Regions from separate parts of the Homo sapiens genome. Here region 2 is linked to region 1. The links are chromatin loops, found by intact Hi-C in ENCODE. Cell type or tissue: heart right ventricle. All regions are shown on one strand.

Region 1 (2,500 bases):
CCCAAGACTTTGAAGATACTGCTTTCCATCTTCCTGCTCACGTTCCTTTGCCTGGCCATGGGCAGCTGCGTCTCTCCTAATTACCCACCACTACCTCCATCTGCGAGCTGTCTCTGTGGGCCAGAAGCTGTGTCTGTGGGACTGTTTCTGGAGAGTGGGGGGAGGCTGTGTGTGTGTGTGTTGTCTCTGAGGAGTCAAAGTGTGTCTCTGTAGAGATGGTGTGTATCTCTTGGTGGCGCAGTGTTCTGTGTGGTCTGGGTTTCGTTTGTCTGCGTGTATGGTGGTAGAAGGGAGAGTTATCCGGCTGCAGAATTTGTTCACTTTTGAGAAAGTGAAGTGTTAGCCATACTCAGCTCAGTCATTTAAACTAGCGGTAGCATAGATTATGTTCTATCTCCTTCCTCCCTGCCCAGAGGGATTCCCGATGGCTGAAAAATATCCCGTAGAAAACAAGGCTTCCCCCTGATTTTGCCTTCGAATTATTATTGTGTATGCACAGACTCTTGCCGGAAAGCCAAGTTAAAGGGAGATGACTGATCAGACCTTGGTGAATTTAACAGTCTGTTGAAGTATAATTCCAGAAAATAATGCAGTTCTGAAGGATACACTCAGTGGATTGTCACAACTGAGCACACCTGTGTAACCAGTGCCCTGATTAAGACCCAGAATATTTCCAATCTTCCCATTACCCCTACCTACAGGCACTATCCTCCAAGGGTAGCCATCATCCTGCTTAGTTTTATCAGGTTAGTTTTATTTTTATTACTATTGTTATTTATTTTATCATTTTAGTTCCCAAGCTAAAATGAGACTTCTTGATGATTTTCTACCTCCTTTTTAATAAATGCAATCCAAGAGTAGTTATACTTAAGCCAGTACAGAAAAATAGAAGGAATAATTTAGCCTTACAATCTGGGTGAAGAATGACTTGGTTGTCCCACCACACCTTGATCATTAGTTATTTGGTGGTGTAACAAACCTGATCCCAGATGTAACAGTGCTGACATTGGTCAATGGCGGCTGGTTTGTTCCCATAAGAGCTTTTTCATAGGGTGAATTAAAGTAATGCAAACATGAAATTATGTGATATTAAAATATGAATGAAGAAAAAATGAATAGATTCTCATTTGATATATAAAAAGGAAGTATTTTGAATTCCTCAAAGATAAAAAGTTGACAGAGAATCAGAATTTGAAAGCTGACTGATTTATGAACTGTTGGTGTTGTTGCCACATGGTGGCGCCAGGTTGGCTGGAGAACTGAAATACCTACCATCTTTTCCCAAGCTCTCAGAAAGGAATCCCAGGAATAAAATCCAACAATCCAACAACTCAGTATCTCCGAACATGATTTCCAACTACTATTTTCCATATCTAGCAAGTAGATCCCTTGTATGGTCCCTGCTACTAAATCCATGGGTAGAACTCTATCCCAGCTCTTTATGAAGATGGCCGTGGGATGGGGGCAGGTGCTTGTTGGAGGGAGCTGGAGGTGGGACACTGTTGCCTTTCCCTCAGCAAGATGGAGTTAAGGTGGTGTGTCCTTGTGATTTTAAAGAGGGTTAACTGAGAAGCAAGCTTTGGTCGCCTCATCCTACCCCAGAATCTCTTCAGAGGTTTGAAGGAATGAGTTCTCATTCCGAAGGCTGGTATCTCTTTTCACAGAGCCCTGTCGATGCTGAACCTGGAAGAATACATAGCCCTGGCTGTAGCCACGCTACTGTTGCTGGAAGACATGTCCCAAAATCCCACAGAGCATGCCCAAGTGACCCGGGAGATGTGGGGATGTTGTATCCAGATATGGAGAAGGCTAAGTGGACCCAGCTGGTGCCCTTCTCCCATCCATCACCTTTTGTTTTTATTGTCAGCACGACTGAGATGCTGTTTAGAAGATTGTATTCATTTGGTGGCTTCCATGCCCATAATCACCAAGAGTGTTGAGTGTTTGTCATGTGTTGGGCACGATAATTATATTTATTCTTCACAATAGGAGGAGGATGGCTTTCCAATTTTAAGATAAAAGAACTGCACCTTGAAAGTTACACACTCTAAGTTTACACACTATGCAAGCCGGAGTGAAGGTTAAGAGCCAAGTGCCTGAGACAACATCCCTAGCTGAGTTGTACTCTTCTGCAGTGGCCGGAGGTGGAGGGGAGTCTTATATATAATTCTTTTGTCTTCACTGGCACCTACTCTAGCACTTTACATGTAGCCACTTAAGTGTAAGTATGGAATTGCTGAAAATAGAAAATTCTGTCATAAGCAAGAAGGACAGTGAAAGATGAGAACTTGGGGTCAAGTCCATTCAACCTGCAATGCTGGGACTCAGCGTGCCTACTAGAGTGTGTAGTTTTATTATGTGTTTAAAACAACATGTTATGGACACCTGTCTTATCTATTTTTGTGATTTTTTTCACCTAACTTTTTTTACATGTGTTGATAACATATATTGATCATTGTAAATCTAGTTGACTCATTTTAGCTTAGCATTCCTTTGATAT
Region 2 (2,500 bases), 150 kb after region 1:
TGTCTTGCATTAGGACCTTTAAGTCAACAAGTAGGAGATTAAAGGGAATTAAATGCAAGCATTTCAGGTAGGCCCAGGGAATAAGGGCATTAGGTGGCAGGTTACCTGGATGGCGCAGCAGGGTTAAAATTATCCCTATATGATCCTGTTTCATGAACAAAAGATGAATGGACTCTCTTAAAAGACTTTATAAGGCCAGTTAAGAGCAGAATAGTATAGCATGGTAATCGACACTCTTGATGTCTAATTAATTCATCTGGATTCAAACTGAAGATTAGCCATTTTTTAGCTGTATGACCTTGAACAAGTGGCTTAACTTCTCAGAGCCTGTTTGCCCATCTATAGGATGGTTATAATAATACCACCTATCTCCAGATTGTTATGAAGGTCAAGTAAAATTATGCACATAAAAATTTAGGCATCACCTGACATGTGGTAATCCCTCAGTAAGTGTCAGTGGTTATTGTGTCTAAACCCCTGACCTGTTGTTATTGTAACTCTGCATCTTCATTGTTTAAGGAACTGAGTGACTATTAGGAGGAATTAAATTCCCTGTCAGTCTGCTGGGACATAATTTGGAGATGGATAAGGACCCCAAAGCACTAATGGCTACATGGTCTCTGGGCTAGTTTTTTTTTTTTTTCCACTTGTTCAATGAAGGGATGGGAATTGAGGACCTATAAAGTTCATTCTCATGTGAAAATTATCTCTGGGTGAAATGGTGCTTCTTTGTTTGTCCAGAGATACATGTTTCCTCTGAGAAGGGCCTAAATTGCATTGCAAAATGAAGAGATTCAAGGGCTGTAGTGCAGTTACTTCTTCACAAAGCATTAGCCCAGAGTGTCCTCCCACCCAGGGCTTTTCAATCCTTGAATGAGCATGTAAAGGCACCCCTAGGTCTTAGAGAATCAGGGCCTCATGTTTTAGAGCCCTAAGTTACTGAGTGTGGGCTGTGACTTAGAATCACTGTGTAGGAATGTGAAAGAAAATCTGCCAGCCCATTCTTGGCCAAGATGCTGGATTTGGAAGCCAAGATTCACTTGACTTGCAGACAGTTTCTGTGTTATAGAGCAGTAGAATTATAGATGATTGATTTTTTCAATTTAGTTTTATATTTTCAAGTTCTCATACATCGGTATTATGAGAGAACATACACATAAGACAAAGCAACAGTAAATAAAATTATGTGCAAATAATTCAGTAAGCTCATGTACGAGAAGGGGCTCATATCATCTAGATGTTATAGAAACGTAAACAGAAAAGGCACATACTTTGGATTACAAAGGGTCTGGATTTGGATCCGGTATCAGCACTTTCCGGGTGACCCAGTACCAGGGTATATGGTCTTGTTTTCTGTAAAATGGGCAATGCTTACCTGATTTGGCAGCTGTGCAGATTAAATGAGATGATGTGAGTGAACAGCCGGCAAAGTCAGTTGCTGTTTCTTCTCCCTGTTGGGGGAATATTTGATGGTGTGAGAAATGAGCTATGAACAACTCATCAAGACTGATATTTAAGTGAGGATAACTCACTTTATTGTCAGTTAAGCCTATCTAATCTCTTTTTTCTCATCCATCCATCCATCATCTCATTTATTCATGCATACATGCATGCATTCATTCACTTACTACTTCATCCCTGTTATATTGCATGTCCTACAGTGTGCAAGATGCTATTGATGCAGAGATGAATGAAATAGGTGACTTTGTTTGGAACTTGTGAATTCATATGCAAATGCAGGGATGACCCCCTGCTTCTTAAGCACTATCTTGTGTGTTGCTATTTAAACATAATACTATGATCACAGTAAAAACATAAAGCTTAGTACTTGAGTTAAAGATGCCAGAAAGTTGATATTCTACATGTCCAAAGTTGAAAATTTATGTATATCTGAACATGTGTATATTTATATTTCTAATAATCATATATCTGTCTTAAAAGTAAAAGCAATATTTTTCATGTGATTTCTCTCATTTGCTCATTGTTTACAGCTTATTTTACTAGTATAGTGACATATTCATATTATATGTTAGAAATCTACATTTGCAAAGATCAGCTAAGTTTACGTTTCAGATTGAGAATAGCCCGGAAGGATTGTGTCTAGCCAATTACATTTTTATTCTTAATTTTAAAACTCAGTATTAAAATAGTTCACTGTCTTCTATTTTCTGTATACTATCTGGGGCAGTATGTGGTGCTGAGTGACTTAATATTTTAGATTTCTTTTTCAGCTGTACATTTAAATTCCTTTCTTATTTTAGTGCCTGACAGTTCACCCAAGAATGTCACCTGATGCATTTAAAATGGGAAAATATTTATTTTCATCTTCTTTATCTTTCTTTTCTTTAATTTTTAGCCCTTAATTACCATTATGAGCGACTTGGATTCTATTTTGTTTCAATTCAGAAAAAAAACTTTGCTTTCTACTACTTCCAAAGTATTTTAAGCACTATGAAGAGTTTTAAATGGTATACATGATAATATAGCAGGTAAGAAGTTG

Evidence for each region. A loop is a pair of places that touch in the nucleus more often than their neighbours do. Peaks named below come from ENCODE experiments on the same cell type or tissue, not always from the same donor. Only the 100,000 strongest peaks of a DNase experiment are listed, where the experiment ranks them.
Region 2: it touches region 1 in a loop (5-fold over the local background); 5 of 110 quality-filtered maps call a loop at or near these places.

Annotation. Positions count from the first base shown.
Region 1 is chr3:39,811,502-39,814,001 of GRCh38, forward strand. All of the region lies in intron 1 of MYRIP (myosin VIIA and Rab interacting protein), which reads left to right. Among named protein-coding and RNA genes, the nearest start is that of MYRIP, 3.1 kb to the left of the region's middle. In heart right ventricle, a CTCF peak has its summit at 1,225 (motif pointing right); no DNase peak of the experiment used is centred here; H3K27me3 peaks cover 1,902 bases.
Region 2 is chr3:39,961,825-39,964,324 of GRCh38, forward strand. The region is part of intron 2 of MYRIP (myosin VIIA and Rab interacting protein); the gene reads left to right. Among named protein-coding and RNA genes, the nearest start is that of MYRIP, 150 kb to the left of the region's middle. In heart right ventricle, no CTCF peak of the experiment used is centred here; a DNase peak (open chromatin) is centred at 977; H3K27ac peaks cover 1,220 bases.